Regions from separate parts of the Homo sapiens genome. Here region 1 is linked to region 2. Evidence: chromatin contacts called from ENCODE Hi-C or POLR2A ChIA-PET data. All regions are on one chromosome and are shown on one strand. The core of a region is the stretch at or near the end of the contact, and the rest is flanking DNA. Distances in the headings are between cores, read along the strand shown. Region 1 overlaps LOC400499 (putative uncharacterized protein LOC400499). Region 2 overlaps LOC105371082 (a long non-coding RNA gene).

Region 1 (6,342 bases), core at 2,777-5,276, 130 kb after region 2:
GGATGCTCTCAAATCCCCTGCACTCTTCAGGAGGTGCCCTCCCAGCCCCACCCCTGCCCACACCCCTCCCACACACACACCCATGGCTCACCCTGGGTGGAGAGCTCGCCTGCCTGGGTGCGCCGCACCTGGGCAAACACCTCCTCACTGGGGCATCTCATCAGGGCCAGGTAGGCATTGATACGGATCTCAGCATCCTCCTCCAGGGATTGGTATAGACGGGAGAGCACCGATCTCTGGCTTGGGCAGAAGGAAAGCCATCACCCAAGGCCTACCTACCTCCACCCAGGAGTATGATGTCCCTGGCTGCAGCAGGTGGACCTGCTGCCTAGCCCCAGCTGTCCTGATGCCCCTACTGCGGGAGGCTTCCCCGACACACACTCACCTGTGGCGCAGCTGTGGGAGGTAGCAGGGGTTCACTGACCTTGCCTAATTCCCAGTCTCTACCAGCCCCAGCCTAGAGCCTCATCAATTCCCCAACAAATGGGCATGGCTACGTTCCAATAAAACTATTTACGAAAACAGCATAGTGTCTCGCCACACAGGAGGCCTTTAAATGTCTTGGCCTTCCTAGGCAATTCCTAAGCAATTCACCTCCCCACATTGTGACTCCCTCAATACCTATTGGCTTCCTCCACAGCCAGCCAGCCAGCCAGCCACCCACCCACCCACCCATCTATCCATTCACCCATCCACCCACCCATCATCCATCCACCCACCCATCCATCCATGCAACAAATATTAACATAAGCAACAACTATGCACTCAGCACTGTGCTAGGTGACAGCCATAAACAAGACCAACTCAGCCCCTGTCCACCTGAAGCTGGTATCCTAGTGCAGGGAGACAGTCAATGAGATTAGCATGTGAAATACATAAAAAGTTAGGTGGTGGCCGGGCGCGGTGGCTCATGCCTGTAATCACAGCACTTTTGGGAAGCCGAGCTGGGAGGATCATGAGGTCAGGAGATCGAGACCATCCTGGCTAACACGGTGAAACCCCATCTCTACTAAAATTACAAAAAAATTAGCCGGGCGTGGTGGCGGGCACCTGTAGTCCCACCTACTCAGGAGGCTGAGGCAGGAGAATGGCGTGAACCCAGGAGGCAGAGCTTGCAGTGAGCGGAGATGGTGACACCGCACTCCAGCCTGGGTGACAGAGTGAGACTCCGTCTCAAAAAAAAAAAAAGTTAGGTGGTAATAAACCCTAAGGAAGGGAAAATGAAATGGGGAAACAGGACCAGAGCCAGGGGGACCTGGGAGGTTCAATTTCAGGTGAAATTGTCAAGGGAGACCTCACAGTGAAAGTGCCTTTTAAGCTAAGACGTACAGGATGTGAAAAAGAAAGGCCTGGGGACATCTGGAGGAAAAGTGTACCAGGAAAGAGCATGTGCAAAGGGCCTGGGGCAAGAGAGGGTCACAAGTGTTTGAGGAAGAACAGAAAGGGCAATGTGCTGGGGAGGAGGGATGGGAGGTGACAGGAGCAGGTGAGGCCCAGAGGTCAGATCCCTCAGGGCCTGGGAAGTCAATGAAGGGACTGTAACTTTGACTCTGAGTAAGAAGGGAGGTAGTGGTCCAGGGATTAGCAAACTTTTTCTGTAAAGGGACAGAGAACTCTTTTAGACTCTGCAGGCCATGCGGTCTCTTGCAATGACTTGACTCTGCAGGTGGAGCAGGAAAGCAGCCATAGATAACACCTAAGTGAGTGGGCATGCCTGTGTTCCGATAAAACTTTATTGAGAAAAACAGACCAAGGGCCAGGTAGTGGCCCATGGCCCGTAGTCTGCCAAACCCTGTACTAGAGGGGGCACAGATGGCACTGGTAATCATATGGTTGTGTTTTTGATAAATAATCTGCTTCCCACACTACACACAGGCTTAGACCTGGATACCTGTTCACACTAGTACCCAGCCCACAGTAGGTGCTCATTAAATACATGATGAATGAACAACTGAATAAGTGAATTAGCAAACTGTGGTTCGAGACCCACCACCACCCAACCCCAACCCCATGAAACAGCACACAAGGGCTCACGTCTGCAGAGCAGGGGACCCTTCGGAAGGCCTGGATGGCCCCCAGCCGGATCTCGGGTGTGCTGCTTCTCAGAGATGCACAGGCACTCAACGTAGGGGTGAGAGCCATGGCTGCCAAGCCCGCGTTGCCGACTGCCTTCAGCACAAGCTGGAGCTAAATCGAGATGGAGGTAGGACCATGAGGGGCAGTGGCGTGGGGGGCGGGGCAGTGGCGTGGGGGGCGGGGCAGTGGCGTGGGGGGCGGGGCAGTGGCGTGGGGGGCGGGGCAGTGGCGTGGGGGGCGGGGCAGTGGCGTGGGGGGCGGGGCAGTGGCGTGGGGGGCGGGGCAGTGGCGTGGGGGGCGGGGCAGTGGCGTGGGGGGCGGGGCAGTGGCGTGGGGGGCGGGGCAGTGGCGTGGGGGGCGGGGCAGTGGCGTGGGGGGCGGGGCAGTGGCGTGAGGGGCGGGGCAGTGGCGTGGGGAGGGGCAGTGGCGTGGGGGAGGGGGCAGTGGCGTGGGGGGAGGCAGTGGCCTGGGCGGGGGCAGTGGCATGGGATAGGCAGTGGTGTGGGGGGTGGGCTGTGAAGGGCATTTACCCACCTTCTCGGGGTAGGGGCCAATTTCTGTCCCCAGCCACGCTCCAGACCCCGCGGGCCAGCCTGGCGCCTTCCTGGGCATCTCAGCCCATTCCCCCTTCCCCCCTTCACCCCACCCCCACTCAGTGGTGTTGGGGGGCAGTGGTGTGGGGGGGGCAGTGGTATAGAAGGGGCAGTGGCGTGGGGGGGCAGGCAGGAGGGTGAGGAGACGGGTTGAAGTGGGGAAGGGGGAATGAGGGATAGGAGGAAGGGGCAAAGGGGGGAACCCACCCCCACCCTCTCCACCTGGAGCTTGCCTGATTCGCTTCGGCCCCACTGGGGGCACTGAAGCCGGTACTCAGGACACTGGATGTCCTCACCTTGTCATCATCCGAGGGCTCCTGGATGGTACAGTTCTCACCCAAGGCGTCTCCCAGGATCCTCACTAGGGAGCCGACTCCAGGCAGCTGGCCGCAGGGCCCGTCCAGAGAAGCACAGAGGTTGTGCACCAGGGCTGAGATGCCCAGGAAGGCGCCAGGGCTGGCCCTCGGGGTCTGGAGCAGTGGCTGGGGACAGAAATCGGCCCCCACCCGAGGTGGTGGGTAAATGCACTTCACAGGCCTCACCCTGGCCACACACCGACTCACCTGGGCAACTTCATAATACAGAGCTGAGTCCCCCAGAGTCTGAACAAATTGCTCTTTTCAGGGAACATTTTAAAAGCACCCCAGAGGCCAGACACGGTGGCTCATGCCTGTAATCCCAGCACTTTGGGAGGCCAAGGCAGGTGGATCACCTGAGGTCAGGAGTTCGAGACCAGCCTGGCCAACATGGCAAAACCCCGTCTCTACTAAAAACACAAAAATTAGCCGAGCATGGTGGTGTGTGCCTGTAATCCCAACTACTCGGGAGGCTAAGGCACAAGAATCCCTTGAACCCGGGAAGCAGAGGCTGCAGTGAGCTGAGATTGTACCACTGCACTGCACCCTGGGTGGCAGAGCGAAACTCTGTCTCCAAAAAAAAAAAAAAAAAAGAAAACAAAACAAAAAAGGCACTCCATGTGGCCCACGACTCAGACGCCCAGCTACCCTCACTCCAGGGCTTCAGTGAAAGGAAGGCAAACAGGAGGGGGTTCAGGACACAGCTGCTCCCTGCCCCAGGCACCTCAGAGAAATCAGACCAACAAATCTTTTTTTTTTTTTTTAAGATGGAGTCTTGCTCTCTCATTCATCCTGGAGTGCAGTGGCCCTATCTAGGCCCACTGCAACCTCCACCTCCTGGGTTCATGTGATTCCCCTGCCTCAGCCTCCCACGTAGCTGAGATTACAGACACGTGCCACCACCCTTGGCTCATTTTTCTATTTTTAGTAAAGCCGGGTTTCACCATGTTGGCCAGGCTGGTGGTGAACCCCTGACCTCAAGTGATCTGCCCGCCTCGGTCTCCCAAAGTGCTGGGATTACAGGCATGAGCCACCGTGCCTAGTCTAGACCAACAAATCTTAGTAAACAAACTGTGTTCACTACAAGCCAGACTGCTGATAACATGTCACACACGTTGCCTTTCTTATCATTCCCATTTTGCAGAGCAGGAAGCTGAGACACAGGAAGCTGAGACACAGAAAGGGTAAGGGACGTGCCTCAGGTAGCCCACAGCTATAGATAGAACTGAGACTTAACCCAGGAGAGGCTGGCTCCCAGGCCAGGCATGATACCAACACTCACGGCTTCTCAAAATGCAAATTCTGGGCTCACTCTAAAATCCAGCCCTGGGGCCCTGGCTGTGAACAGGGGCCTCTGTGCTAGACCCACGTCACTCCAGAACAGGGACTGCTTGGCAGCTGTGGAGAAATAAAATCTCTGCCTAGCTCTGTCCTTTTTTTTTTTTTCTCGAGATGGAGTCTTGCTCTTGTCACCCAGGCTGGAGTCCAGTGGCACAATCTCAGCTCACTGCAACCTCTGCCTCCTGAGATCAAGTGATTCTCCTGCCTCATCTTCCTGAGTAGCTGGGATTACAGATGTCTGCCACCACGCCTGGCTAATTTTTGTATTTTTAGTAGAGATGGGGTTTCACCATATTGGCCAGGCTGGTCTCGAACTCCTGACCTCAGGTGATCTGCCCACCTCAGCCTCCCAAAGTGCTGGGATTACAGGAGTGAGCCACCACGCCCGAGCTGCCCAGCTCTGTTCTTTCTCTGGATTCGTGACTCTTCACCAGATCTGTGTTACTACGCTAGGGTGTGAGCACACTGTGTGAAGGTGTGAACATAAGCATCTGTGTGTGTGCATATTGGTGTGTGCTGTAGAATCCTAGTGCTTGTGGGTGTGTACGTTCCCACTTGGGTGTGCAGGTGTCTCAGCGCACTCGAGTACCCTAGTATGCGTGTATTTCCTGGTGGATGCCTGTGCACACGTGTCCCCATGTGGGCATCTCGTGTGTCCCATTGGATGTGTGCATGTGCCCATGCGTCCAGGTGCGTGTGTGTGTACTGTGTGTCCCTTGTGTGCCCACGCACAGCCCAGTGTGTCTTGGTGTGCCTATGCATGTGTCCAGGTGTGGGTGGCTGTCTCCACACGTCCCACTGGGTGAGTGTCCTACTGTGTGTATGTGCATGTCCTGCCATGTCTTCACATGTGCATACACTGGGGTGTATATCTGCATCTCCAGGTACGTGAGTCTTGGCGTGTATGCCTCAATGTGTGTGTGTGTGTGTGTGTGTGTGTGTGTGTGTGTGTGTGTGTCTTGACAGGTCTATGGTGTGGGTGTGTGTCCGTGCATTTCCCCATGTGGGTGTCCTGGGAAAGCCTGCCTCAGTGTGAGCCTGCAACAGTGTGTGTAGGTCTGTGTGTGTACACGTGATCCAGCATGTGTGTGCATATCCCTGTGTGTTTGTGTGTCCCTGTGCCTTGGTGTGAGCCTGTGTCAGTGTACGTGCAGGTCTGTGCATGTACACATGATCCAGTGTGCGTGTGCACGTCCCAGTGCAATGGGTGCCTGCTTCAGTGTGTGTGGGTTGTGTCCCATGTGTGTACACGTGCGCTCAGGATGCATGCGTGTGGGTCTTGGCGTGTGCATCTCACTGCATATTTTCTTTGTGAAAGGACAGGGGTGTGTGGAGCCTGGAAAAAGCACATTCAATGTTTCCCTATATTTGAGCAAAGAAAACAAAGCTGTCTGTTTTCTTAATACAGAGCAGGGCAAGCGGGCTTGGCTGGGAGGGCAGGGGTTATAAAAAGACTAAGAAGCTCTCCGGCACATGGGAGGGGCCGCCTGCTGGAGGTTCCCGCCTCTGACTGCTTTGCCCAAGAAAGGCGGCGGGGGCACAGACAGGGCAGGCTCGGGCCTGTCCCAGACCAAAGCTGGAGCCAGAAGCCTGGTCACAGCCTGCAGGGCTGTGGGGCAGGCTGGTGCCACTTGGCTGGCAGAGAGCCCAGATCTGTGAGCCACTTCCGGTGGCCCTGCCAGGACAACTGGGCCAGCATGAGGCCTGGGTGCTGAGCAGTCCACACAGTAATGACCCAGTTGGTTCTGTGTATGGCTGCCCGGGGGATGAACCCAGAAGGGCCAGCCTTCCCTGTTTTCACAAAAACCAGAAACCACATCGCAAAGAGAAGAACAAACAATTTTGAAAGGGAAATAAATTTAAAAAAAAAATGGGAGGAGAAGAAAACAATCTTAATGCAAAAATCTCTAACGAAGGCTTACTTACACTTCAGTTAGAAGTCTGTTTAAAATACTCACTTTTTCATTTTTAAAGAT
Region 2 (6,299 bases), core at 1,843-4,342:
GCAACACCTAGATTCGTGTTCGATTGAATGACTGGGGGAAGGTGTATCCAACGGGTTGGAATCGTGTCTGTGGAGGGGAAGGGGTATCTTAGAATTCTGTCCACGAGGACCTGCCTGATGGAACAGCACAATAGGGCTTCAGATCCAGACAGCATGGTTCCAATCCCAGCTTTACTACCACTCAATAAATGATTTGGGACACATAGCCTTTTTGGGCTTCCATTTCCTCACTTTGCAAAATTGAAGTAAGAACAGCCTTGTTTGCCGCCTTGTAGTCCCTACTACTCGGGAGCCTGAGGCAGGGGAATCACTTGAACCCGGGAGGCGGAGCTTGCAGTGAGCCAAGATCACACCATTGCACTGCAGCCTGGGTGACAAAGCAGGACTCCATCATACAAAAAAAAAAAACAAAAAACAAAACCAGCCTTGTTAAATTCATCCCATGTGTTGATGCACTGGCTGTAATATTCCTGCTATTATTAGTGACTTGCTCCCAGAGCTGCCCTGCCCATTGGGAGAGCTCTTCTGTCTTCCTAGGTGGAAGAATCGTGTTTTCCCTGCCTTTACCACATTCTCCGCCTCTCTGGCTGGTGTCACGGTCCTTTAAGGAGAATGAGCGCATTGACTCCAGGATCTTGGTCTCCCCAGTTTGGCGGCTGGCCCCGACTTGGCATGAGAAATAAATGTCAGTGGGAAAAATCTTTTTAAAGATGTACGTATGTAGTAAAATGCATATCCAAACACAAATGTCGTTGCACGTGTTGATGTGTCTTCAGAAACCTGGGGTAGGGAAGTTTGGTAGGTGGAAGTTACTGTCCATCTCCTTTCTCATTGCATGGCGCATGGAAGATGAGATTTTGGCTTTAGCGTTTCGCTGTGAGTGTCCTGTTTATTTCATGGTCATGGGCCTTTAGTATCAAATTTACTTGAAAACCTTATGAAATTATACAGAAAGAAAGAATGAGGAATCTTGGGTAATGGGAAAGCAACCAGCCAGTTTTGCAAAAATTCCAACATGGGTGATTTTTAACTAATTGGAAAAACATGTCTCTTCTCAGTTGACTTAATCCTTTTTGCAGTGCTGGGGGCCATAAGCGTTCCCAGGAGGTTTAAGGAGCATAATCAGCCCCCAAGGTGGTCTGCACAGTGACAAAAAAGGACAAAGGGCTCTGCCTGCGTCTGAGGGTCCTGTAGTCATGGCCAGCTGTGTCTAGGGGAGCAAAGACCCTGTCTGTCATCAGCCTTCCTGGCTAAGGCAAGGGGATGAGTTTGAGATAGTAGAGTGTGGGCACTTGTTCTGGCTGGAAACTTAGCCTTCAAAACAAGATCCCAGAGGCAGAATTTGAGACCCAAACAGGAAAAGGAAATGCCCAATGTTGAAGCACTCAGAGCGGAGGGGTCCAGAGCCGTTTGATTATAAGCAGAGTGTTGGGTCCTTACACACTTTTACAAAGTTGTTTTCAGAGACACGGAAGTCGATGGTCCGCACTTTCTCTTCCTCATTGGAGTTCCCTGGAAAAGCGTGTTGCCAGGGACAGATGATCTGACGGGGCCACAGCCCCACCAGTGTCCTTAGGAGGGAAACCTGTCAGCAGAGGGACCTCAGCCCTGGCTGATCACATGGGCTATGCTAGGCCAGTATCTGCAGAAACCAACAGCCTGCCCTTAAAGCTCCTAAGTTGGAGAGACCTGCTCGGTCACGATCCTGGCTTTGCTAGCCACACTCAGTCCCCGGGTTCATCTCTCGGGGCCAATGCGATGTTGTTTGTGAGATGGAGAGAATGGCATTGCCCCTACCCCCACCAGGGTGGCTTCAGGATGAAATTCAACACGGGAAGCAGCCTCCCCCCACCCCCATGGACCGAGAGGTGATACTATTAGAGTTATATGGGTTTGTGGTTTCCCCTTACTGTCTCCACTTCCTTCCTGAAACCCTGAAAGAGGCTTCGCAGGAAAGGAAGGGTCTTTCAGATGCCTGAGTGCAGCTGGGAATGGCTGTCCCCAGTTAGCCAGGCTGGTTGGAGCCTAGGGTGAGTTGGCTGGGTTGTGGGTTTGAACCACCAGAATCACTGAGGCACAGCTGGCCCACTGCCGAGTGCTGCCAGCCATCCTGCAAACGCCACCATTGCTCATCCCTGGGAGATGCTCCAGCATTGACCAAAAGGGTTGCCGGGTCTTGTCCTGCTCAGGACAGGCCACTCTAGAGTGATCTATAGTCATACTGTAAGGATAGATCTGGGTCCTGTGCCTCCCACGGACCCTGAGCACAGAATACACATGACAGGGCCCCAGCACACGGGCGGCGGCCCCTCTTGTTAGTATTAATTATGCACTTATGTGAAATGCACCTGCTCTTGAAGAAGGGGACAGCCAATGATTAAAACAGTTGAGGGCAGGTCACCAGGCTGTTGCAGGCTCCATTAAGAAATGGCTCTGAGAGGGTTACTTTAGAGCAAGGGAAGGGTCTTCTGTTGCAGGGGCTCTGTGCCTGGCCAGCACCACCTCCCCCGCCTTTTTTTTTTTTTTTTTTTTTTGAGATGGAGTCTCGTTCTGTTGCCCAGGCTGGAGTGCAGTGGCGCAGTCTCGGCTCACTGCAACCTCTGCCTCCCAGGTTCAAGCGATTCTCCTGCCTCAGCCTCCCAAGTAGCTGGGACCACAGGCGTGTGCCACCATTCCTGGCTAACTTCTTGTATTTTTAGTGGAGACGAGGTTTCACTGTGTTAGCCAGGATGATCTCAATCTCTTGACCTCGTGATCCACCCACCTTGGCCTCCCAAAATGCTGGGATTACAGGCGTGAGCCACTGCGCCCGGCCAGCCAGTCCCTTATTTTATGGAAACCCCAGCCTATTCCAGCCACCCAAGAACCTTCGTTAAGTGGCTCTGAAGTGGGAATGGCTACTTAATTTGCAGGGATCAGCACAAAATGAAAATCAATAATTTTCAGAAATTAAGATTCAAGATGGTAATAGAGCATTCGAGTGAGCATTGGGGACCCTTCTGAGCACAGGGCCCTGTCTGTGCAGTTTGCACACAGCCCAGGTCTGGGGAGAGTACAAGGCAGGCAGCTGGCTTGTAGCATGTGAATGAACTGAGTCACCCTGCCCTTTGTGGGAGTTGACCTGCATCTTTTCTAGGCTGTTGGCCAGGGCAGGGCTGATGACATGAGCGGGGCTTGCCCTGGTGTGGGCTGAATATGATACACTGTGAGAAGTTGAAGGGAGGGGGATTGGAGTAGGGTGCTCCAGGCAGCATCATCTCTGTACAACAGGAAGTCCCTGAGCTTGGACACATGACTTGATCACCTGTCACAAGGTTCAAGGTGAAACCCAGAAGGCCAGGCAATGATGCATTGAAACTGTCACTACCCAAGTCAGCATTTTCTAATACCATTAAACACTTTTGGCCGGGCGTGGTGGCTCACGCCTGTAATCCCAGCACTTTGGGAGGCTGAGGCGGGCAGATTATGAGGTCAGGAGACCGAGACCATCCTGGTTAACACGGTGAATACTAAAAATACAAAAAATTAGCCGGGCGTGTGGTGGGGCCTGTAGTCCCAGCTATTCGGGAGGCTGAGGCAGGAAAATGGCATGAACCCAGGAGGCGGAGCTTGCAGTGAGCCGAGATGGCGCCACTGCACTCCAGCCTGGGCAACAGAGCGAGACTCCATCTCAATAAAAAAAAAACCTTTTTTTATAGATACGAGGTCTCGGTGTGTTGACCAGGCTGGTCTTGAATTCTTGGTCTCAAGTGATCCTCCTGTCTCGGCGTCCCAAGGTGTTGGGATTACAGTCATGAGCCACTGCACCTGGCCTCCAACACCATTTTGAAAATTTTGATATATCTGTGATTTTGGATTACATCTGTTTTGTTACTTCTGTTAGAGAAAACTGACCTGGCCGGGCACGGTGGCTCATGCCTATAATCCCAGCACTTTGGGAGGACAAGGCGGGTGGATCACTTGAGAATCAGGAGTTTTAGACCATCCTGGCCAACATGGTGAAACCCTGTCTATACTAAAAATCAAAAATTAGCCAGGCATGGTGGTGGGCGCCTGTAATCCCAGCTACTCAGAGGCTGAGGCAGGAGAATCGCTTGAACCCACGAGACAGAGATTGCAGTGAGCCGAGATCGCGCCACTGCACTCCAGCCTCAGCGACAGAACAAGACTCTGCCTCCAGAAAAAAAAACAAAACTTCAAAAGCAGATTTGTCATTGCCAGGTGACCTTGTCAACCATGGGTGTACAAGGACAAACCAAATCCGGGTGAAAGAATTTGTGCCTTGTTTTCTTTGCCTTTGACCTTCAGCCCCGTGCATTCCTGCAAATGCATTGCCCCTGGTAAACCTTAAGAAGACCTTAACTTTTCTGTTTTAAGTGAGATTTCCAAGTTAATTTAAGTTGTGTGGAACAGGACACTCCCTTTACTGGAGAGCAATTGGTATCTGAAGAGAATGAGATAGAGGTTGCTAAGGAAACCCTTGTTTGCAATGTTTGGTTTACATAAATTATTGGTGAATAAGAAAAATAAGTTTATTCCTTCTTCCAGATGGTAAACTGGAAGGGAAGCATGTTACTGGGTAAAGTGAGTCATGGGCCGTGGGAGGCTCAGATGGAAAAGGGCTCTGGGATGCCTCTCTCTCTCTCTCTTTACTTGGGACCCCTTTCTAATTTACCTACCAGGCCTCAAAAGACAAAGCCCTCTAATCTGTTTAGGCAGGAACAGATAAAATTCCTCTGGGTGGATGGGTAGGGGAGGGAAGGAGGAAGTTTGCAGAAACTGAAAGAGAACTTTTTTGGGGGGAGAGGGAGAAATCTCTTGTTTAATTACAAAACCAAAATATCATTTGCAATGCCTTCCTTCTCCTACTAGTCTTAAGGAATTGATAAGTAATTCACATACCACAAAATGCAGCACTTTAAAGTGTACCATTCTCTGATGTTTTTTGTTTGTTTTTGAGATGGAGTCTCGCTCTGTCACCCAGACTGGAGTACAGTGGCACGATCTCGGCTCACTGCAACCTGCGCCTCCTGGATTCAAGCCATTTTTCCGCCTCAGGCTCCCGAGTAGCTGGGGTTATAGGCACCCGGCATCATGCCTGGCTAAGTTTTGTATTTTTTGTAGAGATGAGGTTTCACCATGTTGGGCAGGCTGGTCTTGAACTCCTGACTTCAGGTGATCTGCCTGCCTCGGCCTCCCAAAGTGCTGGGATTACAGGCATGAACTACCGTGCCTGGCCTTTCTCTGGTGTTTAGTGTATACACAGTGGTACAACCATCACCACTACTAATTCGAGAACACTTCATCACCCTAAAAGAAATGCCATACCCATTAACAGTCAATCCCACAATCCTCCCATCCCCCTCAGCTCTTGCAATCATGAATGTACTTTCTGTCTATATGAATTTGTCTGTTTTGGACATTTCCTTCCAATGTAATCATACAATATGTAGCATTTCGTGTCTGGCTTCTGGCACTCAGCATGGTGGGTTTTTAAAATTTTTGTTGTTGTTTTGAGACAGAGTCTCACTCTTTCGCCCATGCTGGAGGGCAGAGGCACGATCTCGGCTCACTGCAACCTCTGCCGCCCTGGTTCAAGTGATTCTTCTGCCTCAGTCTCCCAAGTAGCTAGGATTACAAGTACCTGCCACCATGCCCAGCTGATTTTTGTATTTTTAGTAGAAATGGGGTTTCACCATGTTGGCCAGGCTGGTCTTGAACTCCTGGCCTGCAGTGATCCACCCGCCTCAGCCTTCCAAAGTGCTGGGATTACAGGTGTGAGCCACCATGCCTGGCTCAGCATGGTGTTTTCAATATCCATTCATGTTGTGGCCTGTATCAGTACTTCATCCCTTATTATGACTGATTCCTTTTTATGACATAATATTCCATCATATGGATAGACCACATTTGGTTTATCCACTCATTGGTGGATGGACTTTCGGTTGTTTTTCCTAATTTTTGGCAAAAGGGACTTGTTGACACCTAATGGAACTGCAGGAGTCCCAAAGCTGGGCCTTGGTTTTAGGAAAGACTTAACCAGAAGTTAGGGAAAGGACAGCACAGTATTTGATGTTCCTCATGAAAAATGCCATTTTCTCAGGTGGCAGTTGTTATTGATAGAGATGAGGTCTCACTATGTTGTCCAGGATGGTCTCAAGCTCCTGAGCTCAAGTGATCTGCCCACCTTGGCCTCCCAAAGTGGTGAGCCACTGTACCAACCCCATTTTCTGCATTTTTAATTGTTCCATCAAAAAAGTAGGAAGCCGACATATTATCTGTTTATCTGATGTTAATAG

Evidence for each region. Hi-C counts contacts between places; a loop is a spot of excess contacts on that map. ChIA-PET counts read pairs that join two places held with the same protein, here RNA polymerase II (POLR2A). Pooled maps may share reads with other maps.
Region 1: a loop to region 2 is called in a pooled map, with 2.2 times the contacts of the local background. The contact joins two enhancer-like sites. A Hi-C loop is called at or near these places in 1 of 50 pooled maps. POLR2A ChIA-PET finds 5 or more read pairs at or near these places in 4 of 52 experiments (H1, MCF 10A, SK-N-SH and 1 more).

Annotation. Positions count from the first base shown.
Region 1 is chr16:11,491,610-11,497,951 of GRCh38, forward strand. LOC400499 (putative uncharacterized protein LOC400499) reads right to left here. Exons shown (of 67, transcript NM_001370704.1): 11 at 2,966-3,151; 12 at 2,035-2,187; 13 at 92-236. Among named protein-coding and RNA genes, the nearest start is that of LITAF, 92 kb to the right of the region's middle. RefSeq lists enhancers at 2,562-3,558, 5,737-5,786, 5,764-6,058. Within about 2 kb of position 4,027, at least 15 of the 41 ENCODE cell types and tissues checked have a DNase peak (open chromatin) inside an H3K27ac peak, as active enhancers do.
Region 2 is chr16:11,360,264-11,366,562 of GRCh38, forward strand. All of the region lies in intron 1 of LOC105371082 (a long non-coding RNA gene), which reads left to right. Among named protein-coding and RNA genes, the nearest start is that of RMI2, 18 kb to the left of the region's middle. RefSeq lists an enhancer at 2,074-2,133. Within about 2 kb of position 3,093, at least 12 of the 41 ENCODE cell types and tissues checked have a DNase peak (open chromatin) inside an H3K27ac peak, as active enhancers do.